Linked DNA regions of Homo sapiens: region 2 is linked to region 1. Evidence: read pairs that join two places in POLR2A ChIA-PET (ENCODE). Cell type or tissue: Panc1. All regions are shown on one strand. Links, peaks and the distances in the headings refer to the core of each region. The heading gives the core; the rest is flanking DNA.

Region 1 (7,880 bases), core at 1,612-6,611:
ATCTCACCACATGCCTGTTTGCCTGCTATCTTTCACCACTAGAATGTAAGTGCCATAAGAGCAAAGACTCCTTTGGTCACTCTTGGTTGGTATTTAACAGGTACCCAATAAATGCTTGTTAAATGAAGAAATAAAATCTCTTTTGAAGGCCTGAACCATTAAAAAAAAAAAAAAAAAAGCACTTAAGTAGATATTTGAAATGTATTTTGTAGAGGTCAAACACCAGCTAGAAGACAGGTTCTCCACAATTCCTGTGGCTGTCAGCCTGTCATCTTTCTGGAGCTCTGTCACAATGCATTACCTATGGCTGGTAGATAACGTCATCCTATGTATCTGGCCATGATCTGTCACTCAGAATATAACAGGTGGCAGACACTTTTAAAAGTTTCTTTCTAATGACACGGAGTGAGAAATCTGCTTAAATTTTTTTCTTTTTCTAATAATGTTTAATAGTATGTTCTGGTTTTGAAAATACATACCCCTTGAACAGAATGTAGAAAAAAAAACAAAAAGTAAAAACTAAAACTCATTTATAATTCCCCAAAATAAGAAATACTTTTTTAGATAGATATCTATAATTCAGAATTTATTATATTTACAGTATTGGTTGTTGTATGGTATGTTCACAGGTGTTCATTTTATTATGCTTCATACCATATATACACATTACATATAGTCATGCACTGCATAATGATACTTTCATCAATGACAGTTCACATACACAACAGAAGTCCCATAAGATTATTATGCAGCCAAAAACTTCCTGTCACCTAATGGCATCATAGCTGTAGTGTTAGAGCAACACAGTAAACAAACCAACTGTGCTGTCAGTCATATAAAAGTCTAGCACATACAGTTATGTATAGTACATAATACTTGATAAAAAATGATAAACATCTATGTGATTGGTTTGTGTATTTACTATACTTTATATCATTATTTTAGACTGTAATTCTTCTACTTACTAAAAAAAGAAGAGGAAGAAGTAGTTGTTAACTGTAAAGCAGCCTTAGGCAGCTCTTTCAGGAGGTATCCAGAAGAAGGCATTGTTATCATGGAGATGACAGCTCCATACCAATTACTACCCCTGAAGACCTTCCAGTGGGAAAAGATGTGGAAGCAGAAGACAGTGATGCTCCTGACTCTGTGCAGGCCTAGGATAATTGTGTGCATGTCTGTGTGCTGGGGCCTAACAAAAAAGCTTTAAAAGCAAAAAATAAAATATTTTTTAAATAAAGGTGCCAGGCCTGGTGGCATGCACCTGTAGTCCCAGCTACTCAGGATGCTGAGAAGGAAGGATCACTTAAGCCCAGGACTTTTGAGTCCAGCCTAGGCAACAGAGTGAGACTCTGTCAATCAATCAATAAAGAAAACTTATAGAATAAGGATATAATGAAAATATTTCTGTGTAACTATACAATGTGTTTGTGTTTTAAGCTAAGTGTGATTACAAAAGAGTCATCAGTTTAAAATTTTTTTAAAGTTTATAAGGTAAAAAAGCTATAGTAAGCTAAAGCTAATTTATTATTAAAGAAAATTTTAAAAATAAACTTAGTGTAGCCTAAGTGTACAGTGCTTATAACATCCACAGTAACATAATGTCCTAGGACCCTCACATTCACTCACTACTCATTCACTGACTCACCCAGAGCAATTTCCAGTCTTGTAAGCTCCATTCATGGTAAGTGCCTGGGACAGGTGTACACTTTTTTATCTTTCATGCCACATTTTTACCACACCTTTTCTATGTTTAGATACACAAATACAACTGCCTACAGTATTCAATATAGTAACATGTTCTACAGGTTTGTAGCCTAGGAGCAACAGGCTATACCATATAGTGTAGGTGTGGAGTAGGCTATACCACCTAGGTTTGTGTAAGGACACTCTATGATGTTCAACATTTGTTTCCACAATGAAACCGACTAACAGCACATTTCTCAGAATATGTCCCCGTCATGAAGCAATGCATGACTATTTTCTTTTGTGTATATACAAAAATTTCATAAAGAAATGCATAATGAAAATCTACAGATATCATTTTTTCAATTTACATTTACATTTAATATTTATCACGCCTTAAATATTCTTCAAAAACATGTGTGTTGCTCTGTGACAATCCATTACATACTAATACTATAATGTAGTCACACTCTTACTACTGTTGGATGTATAATTGTTTTTCCCCAATTTTTCCTATTATAAATATTGCTATAATGAGCATTTTTGGACTTAAATCTTTAATCATAAATCTGTATTTGAATGGCTTTAAGACTGATTCTGAGAAGGAGACCTTACTAGATGAAAAAGTATATTTTGGTAAATATTGCAAAATTACCTTCCAGGTAAGTTCTACATACTATTTTGAATACATCTTTGCCAACAACGTTTTATTTTATTTTATTTTATATTTTATATTTCATTTATGAGACAAGGCCTGGCTCTATTGCCCAGGCTGGAGTGCAGTGGTGTGATCTCGGCTCACTGTGACCTCCGCCTCCTGGGCACAAGCCATCCTCCCACCTTAGCCTCCAAAGTAACTGGGACTACAGGTACATGCCACCACACTCAGCTAATTTTTGTGTGGGTTTGTTTTTTTTTTTTTTTTGCAGAGATGGGGTTTTGCCATGTTGCCCAGGCAGGTCTCTGACTAGTGAGCTCAAGCAATCTACCTGCCTCAGCCACCCAAAGTGCTGCGATTACAGGTATGAGCCACTGCACCTGGCCAACACTGTTGTACTTTTTAATTTTTACTTGATGGCAGAAATGATTATGTTGTTAAATGTTTCTTCTAAATTTTTTTTTCAATTTTGAAGGATATCAATGTTTTAATGACAAATTAGCCTTCATGCTAATTCATCTTGGGGAATTCTAGTAACAGTCCTAATTTCTGGGAATTCTGGAAACATCTTATAATATTTTCCTGACACATACACAAGACTACTATCTCTCCCCACTCAGAGAAACATACACATGCAAAAAACTATTTTAATATAAATATGGAAATAAAAAACAACTCTTTCACCATATCAATGTTCCTCAACAACTTTTTTTTTTTAACCCAACTGGAAGGAAAAACCTAGGGCACAAGAAAAATAGAGAAAAGTATAAAAAAAAACAGTACCAGCACGTAAGTATACCAAGCTCTTCCAGTCCTATGGTCCCTGAACTTCTCTACACTAGACATGTATCATAAAACTAAAAAAATCTAGACTACAAAGAAAGTTCCTTCTTCAGTGAAGGGAGTCAATCTGTAAAAACTGTCACATTTCTAAAAACTAGTCTGTAAAAACACAATCTGTAAAAATTAGTCACATTTCTGAATTCAACCTCTTCTAATAATCCAGACAAAGGAGGAAAGGGGAGGGATGGGTAAGAGGACAAAGAGAAGGAGAAGGCGGCGAGGAGTGGGGTGGTAAAGGAAAGGAAGGGAAAAACAAACCACAATACCTACTACACTCTAAGTCATCCCAGTTTTCTCAGAGGTAAAATTAGAATATTAAAGACTCCTAACAATCTGCTTCCCGCCTCATACACATATAGCCAGAAAAACTAACTTCCTACAGCAGCCAGGAAGCAGCCAACAGCTCTACTAAATCACCACTCTCTACTCACCCTAGGCAAACACGAAAAAGACCAGTTCAAACAGATGACATCCTAGCTGGCAATGACAAAGGAGGCTTTCAGGGGTGCAACCAGCCTGTCCAAACTGTTACACATCACTCTAAATCATTCAGACCATGTCTGCAAATTTTCTTTTTAAGGAAATATTACAATGGAGAAGATGGAGCTGTTAATAAGGGTATTAGTTTCTATAATGTAGCAATATGGATCCTGCTCACTTTAAAAACTAATTTTAATGTAACAATTTAGATTCCAAGTGGGTTACTGTAATTAGCAGTGGTTTTAGCATTTTATGCCCAAATTCAAGGACAGCAGAGCAAAATGCCTCGATTTTTGTGTGTTTCAAGTACTTGCACTAAAAGTTATAGTGTATAGATGTAAAACTAGTCCCATTATCATCTGTGGCCCTGTATATATTACTGAAAGTTTAGTCCAGCACCATCTAACAATTACAGACAAGATGAGGCATGGCCATCAATAAACTAGTCAAAAGAAGAACAAGAAAAATTAAAATATATGAATGAAAGCCCCTGTAGAAAAGGAGAAAAAAAAAAACAATGAAGTGAATTAAAATGCCAAATAATTTTTCCACATAAGAGAAACTTAATGAGGCTATCAACTCTAACACACCCAATATATACAATGATTGCAACTGTCCCACTATATATCCCCAAACATAAGATAAGGTTTTCTTCCCTAAAGTTATCTTTCAGAAAGAAGGAATTGCTTTACAATTAAATCCTTACTTTTGAGGCAGACACCAATTATTTTATACTAAATACTAACAAGGGCCAAAAAAAAAAAAAAAAAAAAAGCTTCAAAAAAAACCTGGAAGTGAGAAAGAGAAATCCAAGTATGCAGTCATGCCCAGGGAAAGGAATGGTGTTTGGGATTTCAAAAGAGGAATGTAGAGTCCCAGTCCCAGAGGCATCTCTCCAGTTAGTCTGTGAAATGGCTGAGACAGTGAAGTTCTCATCACTAGTCAGGGACACTGAGGTATGGAAGGATGTCAAGCCAACTCTAATATTGGATACTTTGTCATGGTTACAACAACAAACTAGTTTTATAAAAAGGGGAGGATTCGGTTTTAAACACAGATTTAATACTTATTTCTGGAGAGTGATTACAAATAGTAGCTGCCATTGAAGAAGGCCTCTGAAGATCTTCTAGAAAGCAATGCAGTAACAGCCTTGAAATGTGAGGAAGATCATAAATGACGTCAAGATGATGACAACTCTCCTAATGTTACATGAATGAATTCTTGTGGCTTGGGATAAATTTTCCAGTGACTGCAACATTTACAGATTTTAAAGTGCTTTATCTCAAACAACTTGGAGGCTAAAAAAAAAAATGAATGTGATATTCTCTGAAAAACCATGGTCAATAACTTTTAAAACGGCTTGGTAAATATTAAATAATAATTTGGTAAATATTGAAGTCTGATGTCTGTGCAGACATGGAGAATTTAAATCTGTTCATAACTAGGAAAAGTAACATTTTAAAATTTATATTACGAGCATATACAAATTACATATAATTTTATATAATCCATGACCTTTAAATATGCATGTGCAGTTACCATCAGGACAAAATGGGTGAACATATATATAAGATCTCTCAGCCCGGCGCGGTGGCTCACGCCTGTAATCCCAGCACTTTGGGAGGCCAAGGCAGATCATGAGGTGAGGAGATTCAGACCACCCTGGCCAACATGGTGAAACCCCGTCTCTACTAAAAATACAAAAATTAGCTGGGCGTGGTAGCGCATGCCTGTAATCCCAGCTACTCGGGAGGCTGAGGCAGGAGAATCACCTGAACCAGAGAGTCGGAGGTTGCAGTGAGCCAAGATTGCGCCACTGCACTCCAGCCTGGGCAACAGAGCGAGACTCCGTCTCAAAAAAAAAAAAAAAAAAAAGGCATTTTTCATGTTTTGAAAACACACAGAAAACTTCCCAACCATCTAGTACAAGAGCAAGTATCTGAGAATTAAACTGAGAATGACAAATTTAAGAGAGATAACAATAAGGTATTATCTGACCTTATTTTTCTTCTGGCTAACAATGTTGCTTTTGAAAATAGGTGGGGTTGGGAGAACAACAACATTTATGGAGCTCAGAGTACTTTTTCCCAAAGTGTGTCAAAATAATTAAATATTCACCTGTCCTACCCAAGTGCCAAATATTTTTGCTTCATCCACTCATCCACTCTCATTAAGATAATTCAGGCTTACAGAGAGAGGCTCTGATTTATCCATATTTATGGTAAATTAAATCAAAGGCATGATAATTTTAATGAAAGATGAAAAGTAACCTAAAGTATTATTATTAGATCTTTCCTTGTCAGAAAATGAGACATAAACCTGGGAGATAATAGAGTTACAAGGGTTCAAACTACAAGGTTAAACAGGCTAGCAAGGAAGCTGTATGGCTGAGAAAGAAAAGCACAAGGTACTTCTAGAAGCTGGAGGATATCCAGGAAAAGACATCTACACAGGCCAGGCGCAGTGGCTCACGCCTGTAATCCTCGCACTTTGGGAGGCTGAGGCAGGTGGATCACAAGGTCAGGAGATCGAGACCATCCTGGCTAATATGGTGAAACCCCATCTCTACTAAAAATACAAAAAATTAGCCAGCGTGGTGGTGGGTGCCTGTAGTCCCAGCTACTTGCGAGGCTGAGGCAAGAGAATGACGTGAACCCGTGAGGCAGAGCTTGCAGTGAGCCGAGATCACACCACTGCACTCCAGCCTGGGCAACAGAGCGAGACTCCATATCAAAAAAACAAAAACAAAACAAAACAAAAAAAGACTTCTACACGATGCAACATTTCTGTTCATGTCATTCAGGTAAGATAAAAATACCGACAGAACATCTACAAAATATGGAGGAGGAGAAAGCAATATCTAGCAATATGCACATATAAGAAAAATTTTAATGTATACATAATGTCACTGACATATTTTTTAAATGTCATTTGTACTTCAACATCTTTCATTTGTTCAAATTCCAAACATTTTATACCTTACATCAATCTACTAGGCCATTCTCAGGGAGTTTGTGAAAGAGTCAGGATACCACACCTACGACGAAACTAGATAAGGAATGGTTGAAAGGTGACAGCAGAAAATAAACTGCTTTCCTTATTCCCAGTCCAATGCTCACTGACAAGTGAAGCTCAAAGTTCAAAATATTCATTTCCTATTTTAATTATTCATCACAAAATACAAGATTGACCAGAGTTTGCAAGAGAAAATTATCTGGTTATAACCCCCAGCAAAAAAACAGAAGGGAACTCAAGAGTACATCTTTTCTATCTCTGCCTCAAAAAGACTTAAAGTATTCCTGTTCTACAATCACCAGAGATTCTATTGCTTTTTGTGTATCATATTTCATTGCCTTTGTAATCATAAATTTCTAATGTCCAACACATATTTCCTCCCACTGTTGTAAACTTTATAATTCTGTCTTCAGGGTAAAAACAGTTGCTACAGGGGTAGTGTTAAGAGCAATGACTTGGGAAGAAAGGGCTTAGCTTGAAGGTGGGACGTCGCAATTGGGTTTTGTCACCCATTAAAATAAAGTGAGCTACTGAGACCAATGACCGCTAACATTCTATAAATCTATGATCACACAATGATATACAGTAGTCCCCCATTATCCTTGAGGGATACATTTCAAGACTCCCAGCAGAAGCCTGAAATCATGGATAGTACTGAACTCTATATATACTGTGTTCTTCCTATACAAACAGATTTCCAAATTTATAAATCCGACACAGTAAAAGATTAACAACAATAATTAACAGAACAATTTTAACACTATGTCAGCATCACTATGTTTGTGCTTTGGGGCCATTATTAAGTAAAATAGGATTACTTAAACACAAGCACTGAGATACCATGACAGATACCATGACAGTCTACCTGATCACCAGGACAGCTACTAACAGGCAGGTAGTGTATACATAGTGTGGTTATACTGGAGAAGGGGATGATTCGCCACCAGGGCAGGACAGAGCAGAACAGCATGAGATGTCATGATGCTATTCAGAATGGTGTGCAACTTAAAACTTATGTTTATTTCAGGAGCTTTCCATTTAATACTTTCACAACATGGTTGACTGCAGGTACCAGAAACTGCGAAATGTGAAAACATGGATAAAGGGAGACCACTGTAATTATACATGGCATACCTTACTTTTTTCTTTTTTCGAGACAGAGTCTTGCTCTGTCACCAGGCTAGAGTACAGTGGCGCAATC
Region 2 (7,880 bases), core at 1,847-6,846, 340 kb before region 1:
TCTAGCAAGAGCTCAAGACTTTGTAGATTGTGCTCTGTGGGGAAAAGAAGATGATTTAAAAGCTGGAGCAAAGGTTGAAACCCAGATCTGATTTGGGTGAAAAGGTCAGTCTGAGAAGAAAGAGAAAGAGGTGTGGGAAAATAGTACTGGTTGTGTTAAGAGAGACCAGAGAAGAGATTTGGTAAGAACAAAAATAGAGAGATTACGTGATTGAACAGGAAGAGTTTTGCCGGTCGTTCATCCCTGCTGGAACATCCTCCTGACTGTAATATTCAGAGTTGAGCCTTCCCACCTGTTTTGCCCTTCTGTTCTTTCCCTTTATCACCAGGTCAAGAGAATACAAAGATCTGCATGTAGCTAAATTGTGAGTTCTCCCACAGATACGGATTCTTCTGAAAACTTGATCCAAGGGAACAGGGAGGAGCCATGGCACTTATTAAATTTCTCTTTGGCGCTGCTTCTTGGTGCATTGTAGGCTGTGCGTGTGGGCACCTATTAGCATGTGTTCAGCGGATGGGCAGGAGAATAAGCTCAGTGGATGAAATAGCAGTCAGAATGGATATTTTTCATAAATTATCACTTATGTGAGACTCTCCAAAATGGTGTTGGGGCTAGGGGTGAAGTACTGGCTGGGGGAGGTTGTTTTTGCATTGAAACATAATTCATTCTATAGAACACTGAAGATATTGTACAGGAATAAGTGACCCAGGTTTTTTGAGAGGAGTGATGTATCTATAGTTGCCTCACCTCTTTCCATCATAATTCGCCTCTTCTGCTCCTCATTTCTCCTTCGGTTTTTGTTTTGTTTTGTTTTGTTTTTTGAGACGGAGTCTCGCTCTGTCACCCAGGCTGGAGTGCAGTGGTGCGATCTCGGCTCACTGCAAGCTCTGCTTCCTGGGTTCACACCATTCTCCTCCCTCAGCCTCCCGAGTAGCTGGGACTACAGGCGCCTGCCACCTCGCCCAGCTAATTTTTTGTATTTTTAGTAGAGACGGGGTTTCACCATGTTAGGCAGAGATGGTTTCGATCTCCTGACCTCGTGATCCACCCACCTTGGCCTCTCAAAGTGCTGGGATTACAGGCGTGAGCCACCGTGCCCGACCCCTCTCCTTCGGTTTAACTTAGTAGAGCTTATGATGTGTAAGGCATTGTGCTGGGAAATACCAAGGTCATTAGCCATGCGTGGTCCCTGCACTGTAGAAGCATGATCCAGTGGGCTCTCCTGAATGGACTTGGTCCAAAAAGCTGAAGGGAGGGGCCACTGGATGGTGTTATGCAGGGAACCTGGAGCCAAGGTGACTCTACTCCCCTACCTGTTGGATGAAGGCCCACACTGGGGCCTTTTGTTTCACAGGAGTCATAAATGTTAAGTAAAAATCCAAGAATTCTTAACACTCAGCTGTAGATTAGTACATTTTGAGCTCTTTAATGTGTCTGTCTGTTCTTATCGCCCTCCTAATAATTTCATAGAATTGAGGACAGAGAACAGAAAAGCTCACACAAATGCATATTGCCTTCAGCTATTAACAGAAGAAACTGATTCTGGCCTTTTACATTCACAACAGCCCGTAATAGCCTTCCTAGCAAATGAAGCTAAAAGCCAGCTGGACCTGATGCCTGGGAGCTAAGCCCTATCGTCTGGGCAGGACCTCGGCATTTCTGCCTCTCACACATCCTTTTCTGATCCTGCCGGTGAACCAAATCAGGCTGATCTCACTGATTGTATATATTCATCAAGAGGAGGAAGCTGCTGGGATCAAGGCAGATGGCCTTGCTGGAGAGGGGAATTGGTGATGCCAAATTTAAACACGGGGGAAGATCCGTAAAAGCTGCATACCTGCCTAGTGTGTCACTGCCCAAAAGGTCTGTAACATATTGTGACTTCACCTTTTAAAATATCATAAGACCATTTGAGGGGTTCCCAATATTTTTGATGCCAACATTTTGCTTAAGGAAGGGGCTGTATTAGAGTCACTTTCCAAAATATAAGAATGCTTTTCTTCTCAAGGGCTGTTTGGCCTGGACAAATTTTTATCATATTTCCACATTGAAAGCATAAAATGAGATAATTTTCTTTTTCTTCTTTCTTTCTTTCTTTCTTTCTTTCTTTCTTTCTTTCTTTCTTTCTTTCTTTCTTTCTTTCTTTCTTTCTTTCCTTTCTTTCCTTTCTTTCCTTTCTTTCTTGTTGAGACTGAGTTTTGCTCTTGTCGCCCAGGCTGGAATGCAATGGCACAATCTCGGCTCCCTGCAACCCCCTTCTCTCGGGTCCAAGTGATTCTCCTGCCTCAGCCTCCTGAGTAACTGGGATTACAGGTGCACGCTGCCACGCCCGGCTAATTTTTGTATTTTTAATAGAGATGGGGTTTCCCCATGTTGCCCAGGCTGGTCTTGAACTCCTGACCTCGGGTGATCCACCCACCTCAGCCTCCTAAAGTGCTGGGATTACAGGTGTGAGCCACCGTGCCTGGCTGAGAATTTTCATTAAATTGGACTGTGTAGTATGAAGTCTAGATCATAAGCCTGGGGCAAAATTTATTTGTTAAAAGAAAAAAAAGAGTTTGTCAAGTGATTAAATAATCTGTAAAAGATTGCTTGGGCAGTGTTTAGCCCATGTAAGAAAATTAACCAGGAAACTTAGGAAAATAGATTTGCGTTGAAAGCAGGAAATGTGCTGATTATAAATTGTTTTTTTTCCAAATGTGATAATGTATGCAAAAACATTTTGAAACTAGTGAGGACTGTGTGAATGTGAGGTGGGACTATGATTAATTGTTCACCATTCATTCCACACTCAGTATCTAATGAATATTGCAGCTGCAGCCATGTATTTGGTAATGTGGTGTTAGCTTTTATGTTATCACCTAAAACTTGAAGTTAAAAACTTAATCTTTCTAAGAAGTGAAAAGATGGTCTTAGTTAGCTGTTAAAAGTTGGTTGTTTTAGCCAGGTGTGGTAGCTCACGCCTGTAAGCCCAGCACTGTGGGAGGCTGAGGCAGGCAGGTCGCTTGAGCCCAGGAGTTTGAGACCTATCTGGGCAACATGGCAAATCACCTTCTCTACAAAAAAATACAAAAAATTAGCCAGGCCTGGTGGCGAGTGCCTGTAGTCTCAGCTACTTGGGAGGCTGAGGTGGGAGGATCACTTGAGCCCGGGAGGTGGAGGTTGCAGTGAGCAGAGGTTGCAGTAAGCCAAGATTACGCCACTGAACTCCAGCCTGGGCAACAGATTGAGACCCTGTCTTAAAAAAAAAAAAAAAAAAAGATTGGTAGTTTTGTATTGTCTCCAAGTTTTGGAAAGTTTTGCCCCATCCAGCTTTCCACAGTTATATCCTCCAGGCATATTCTCCATTGATATTTTTCCACTTTCAGATAACATACCTAGATTATACTATATTTCTCATGGTATGTGGGCTTTAAATAAATAAATAAATAATTATACTATATCAAATATAAGATTTCATGAGAAAGAAAATCCCTCCTTAAATATCCCCCTTTCTCAATGAGCCAGCCTACACAGTGGAGCCAAAATGTATACTTGCCACCTCCTCACATTTTTGTAATCCTGGACTTCAGTTGACTAAACACAGAAACTACATATGCCACACACCCGAGAGCTTCTGCTTGCCTTTTCTCTGGCTACCTGCAAGAGAATATTGTTAATCAGTGCCATCGTTTCTTCCCCTTTTAGAGAAATCACCCTCCACGTCCCAGATATGAGAGATTAAACATTATGAGACAGTAGGTAGACTCTCTGATGTCCTTTGACTAATGCATTTCCCCAGAATCCATTCCATCTGATGAGCAGCCAGTTTTTCCCTCCTCCTGCTATTAGGAGACTGGTGTTCCCTTTGCCCTGAAAGGTCGTGGCCCATTCAGAGGCAGGCCTCTGCAGTGGCAACACCTCAGGGGTTCTCATGTCTGGAATCTGCAGGGCAGCCGCCTGGTCTACTTCACACACTTTTAAGAAAACATGGTTACTGGGCTCTAGGCTCCCGCTGAGAATCTCATTTTGGACTCAGCGTCCTCCAGCAGCTCTTCTCAGCTGGACCTTGCTCCCCACCTGAGGGTGAAGCCACGTCATCGAACCCTGTGACAGCTGACGATAAGGAGCCCTCTCATCTTTGGGAAAGTCCCTCTTTCTCACCGGCAGAGTTGTTTCTCTGAAGCTGTATTAATTCCTTCTGGAAGCTGTTACAGGCTCCCTCCTGCCCCTCAGTAGCAGAGATTAGAATAGGGACCCTAATGTGTTGTTTGTCTTTCTGCTTCTCATCCAGAGGAGCAGGAACTGGACTTTTCCGAATTAGGTGAAAGTGCTGAAGTTTCCCTTTGTCACCACAACTCCTTACCTCTCTCCCTCACCTTTACAGCTGCCGCATCTGTTCTTTGCATCATGACCTCCAGTCTCTCTCTGTTCTGAACATTAGTCTACCATCTCTGATCCCACTTACCTCCTCAGAAGCCTACAGGTGGTCATTACTTTTCCTGGCCCTTCGTTCTCTGACCCTGGCCTGTATCCTCCTTGTCACTGTTGGCCCTGCTTCCCCAGTGCCACCGCTGAGGAGAGTTATAAACTACACTGATTGTTCCATCTTTGCAAGGCTCTCTCCCTGCAGCTCCACTGATGCCACTGAGCCCACTCCAAAGCCTGTTTTGCCTTGCCACCGTACACCACAGTCTTACCGCTCTCCGTTTCTACATAGAATCCTCTTTCATAATTGAACGAAAAGATTGCCATCATAAGGGAGGTTTCCCACCACCCCTGCTCTTTACCTCGTTGTCTCTCTGGTCCTGTAGCCATCACGGTATCATTGCTATCCTCACTGCCATAACATCTACTCTTATTGCGTACCTTTTCTGTCCAGTGCACTCCACCAGGAGCTTATCTTTGGCCCTTTTAGTTCCAAGTAACAGAAACCAAGTAAAGATAGGTTAAGCCGCAAATGGTAACTTTATTTAAGTGATTAGAAGATTTCTCACGGAATACTAGAGGAGAAACTCGGAGGGCCCTAGTAGGTTTTGAAACCAGACATTGGAATCTGTCGGGACCCCAGGTAGCCCTCCCTGGACTGCACAGCCTGTGGTCTCTGCTTCTCACTGCAGGTATCTTTCTTTGCTTCTGTATGCCTGTGATCAAAGAGACTCACCCCAGAATGCCTGTATTTTCATCATCTCATTTTAAGTGAACAGGGCACGTTAGGCTGGAATCTCACATAATTCTAAATTTTTGAGAAAGGAAATCTGATTAGCCCAGCATGGATTGGGCAGCTTCCAAGTCCAGAGGATAAACTGAGCTCAGGAATCTCCCATGTCCACCTTGAGGTTGTGCTGGAAAGAGTTGTCAAAGACAGGAGTTACTGTGTAATGTACAGACATACCAAAAAAACCTCTGCATATGCTATAACAGAATATTAAATGTTAGAACTGGAAGAGTGCTGAGAAGCCATCAAATCTCGACATTTAATGTCACAAAGGATGAAACCAAAGTATAAGTAAAGTGACTTGCCTAATGTTACTGAGTAGTTATTCAGTAAATATTTTTTGAATTGTTGAATGGAAGACAATTATTTCTGAAGAACTTAAAGGATCTTTACCAAAGAATATACTGTATACATTTTTGAGATCAGGAGTATCTTTCACTTTAACTGAAAGATTAGGAATGGATTTGATCATAAGTTATTGCACTGTCACTAATATCCTGGTTGCTGATCTTCCTTTAGTTGGTTTTCACCCAAATGAGAAAATTTAGCAACAGTGGCATTATGGTCCCAGGCCTTCCAGTGGAATTTCCCACAAATGATGGACAGTTAGAAACAGGCAAAACAGGCCCTTGCTTCTGGTCTAAAAGGCACCAATTCAGTGGAGAAGCTGTTGACCTCAACTGTTATACTTCAGCCATTGTTCACAATCTGGCACAGTATTAATCCCTTAAGAAAAGGATGAAAAAAGTGCCATTCAGCACAACATAGTTTGTCATCGCATGCATAATGTAGACTTTCCAATTAAAATGCTACAATTTGGAAACTTTCTTCACAGACTGATGAGAGAGCAACTATTTTAAAGACTGGAAACCTCAGTCCACTGGGTTTGCATTGAGTCACTTCTGACTCAAGCCACAAAGAAAAGAGTTTTGAAAACATATTCGCTATTGAATTTTGTATCAAAATACCAGCAAGGAGAGCAATTAGTTGCTGTAAACTGAACCCCTGGTAATCAATGGTATGCAGCCAGCCAGAGCATTTATGGAAGATGTAAGCAAAATCACATCTGCTAATCAATTAAAAAAAAAAAAAAGCCCAGCACTTCACTGCTTTTAGGGAAACTGCACAATGAGAATAAGGGAAGATGGAGGAGACAACATATATAATATCACCAGGCATTTCATGCTGTGCTCATTAGTTAGAGAGGTTTGTGGCAACAGCTAAACACCGACCTGATCTGCATCAATAAATCTTGGCCAGCAACTTCCTTTATTCAGCCCCTTTTGAAAATGGCTTCTGATCTATGGGTGGAAGTGTGCTGTGTATGTTTAAGGAGCTCATTTCAGTTAAGGTCATAGAGAGTGTCTGTCCTGGATGAGCTCACCATGCAAACATTCCCAGCTAGTTTACAAGTCAGAAATAGCTCTCTGTTGTTGCAGGCACAAAGACATAAGAATACACTTTGCAGGCAGCCAAAGAAGTGAAGGGAATTGGTAGAGCAAAATTCCTCTCAATGGAAAAGCAGAGGTTGAATCAGTTTTTCCTTTAGTATTCTTCAGCTGCAGTTGCTTTTTTCAGTCAAATCAACAAAGGGGTTTAATTCCTGGCTAAGCCTAAATTCCAAGCAAATGTGCATCCTAGGCATGAGTTAGAAGTCCTCTTTAAAACTTCAACATGTAGGTTGAGTCTGAGCCCTAGGCTCGATGACCTGAGATCCGTCAGTGTCCCTTTTCCACTCAGGAGTCACCATGACCCCACATCTCCAGTCCCTGGGGACTCTTAATAGAGGACTAGAGAGAGGATGTCTCAACCAGTATGAGCACTTGGCTGCTGTTCAGAAAAAAAGAATTTAGGCCAGAATAAATTAGTGAGGTAAAGATCGATAGACTAGGCTAATAAAAATTAATACCTTCAGCATGCAAACTATGATAGGCAGTGGATTAATATCCTTTAAATATAGAGGACATTTTGTAAGTCATTAACAAAAAGATACATATAAGTAGAAAATGGGTAAAATGTTCAAGCTCAATAAGTTAAAAATTGCAGATTAATAAGATATTTCAGCTATCAAATTAGCAGTATTTTTAAACATAATATATAATATTGGTGATGATGCACAGAAACAGGCATTTGTTATGCAGTGCTGGTAGTGTTAATATAAATTGGTATAGATTTTTGCTTGGGGTTGGGGGGAATAGAAGTATACAGCTATTTTATGATATACATCAAAGCCTCAAGATGTTATATGCCCTGTTCCAGGAGTTTCACTTACAGAATCATTCAAAGACAATAATCATAGATTTAGCTTAAGAATGTCTATCACAAAATTTTCATAATACGCTGGACTCAGTGGCTCATGCTTTTAATCCCAACACTTTGAGAAGCTGAGGTGGAGGGATTGCTTAAGGCCAGGAGTTGGAGACTAGCCTAGGCAACAAAATTAAAAAAAAAAAAATATCAGCTGGGCGTGGTGGTGTGCACCTGTAGTCCTAGCTACTCAGGAAGCTGAGGCAGGAGGATCACTTGAGTCCAGGAAATTGAGGCTGCAGTGAGCTATGATTGTGCCACTGCATTCTGCAGCCTGGGCAACAAAGCAAAACCCTGTTTCCAAAGAAAAAAAAAAGAATTTTCATAACAGTGAAATATTAACTACTTAAGTGTCAGATAATAATAGATTGATTAA

What was found. ChIA-PET counts read pairs that join two places held together with the same protein. Peaks named below come from ENCODE experiments on the same cell type or tissue, not always from the same donor. Only the 100,000 strongest peaks of a DNase experiment are listed, where the experiment ranks them.
Region 2: POLR2A ChIA-PET joins it to region 1 with 9 read pairs; 3 of 35 experiments call an interaction of 5 or more read pairs at or near these places.

Annotation. Positions count from the first base shown.
Region 1 is chr6:37,916,611-37,924,490 of GRCh38, reverse strand. All of the region lies in intron 1 of ZFAND3 (zinc finger AN1-type containing 3), which reads right to left. Among named protein-coding and RNA genes, the nearest start is that of ZFAND3, 100 kb to the right of the region's middle. In Panc1, for the core only: no CTCF peak of the experiment used is centred there; a DNase peak (open chromatin) is centred at 3,620.
Region 2 is chr6:38,260,881-38,268,760 of GRCh38, reverse strand. The region is part of intron 8 of BTBD9 (BTB domain containing 9); the gene reads left to right. Among named protein-coding and RNA genes, the nearest start is that of BTBD9-AS1, 220 kb to the left of the region's middle. In Panc1, for the core only: no CTCF peak of the experiment used is centred there; DNase peaks (open chromatin) are centred at 6,131 and 6,570; H3K4me3 peaks cover 708 bases; H3K27ac peaks cover 1,625 bases.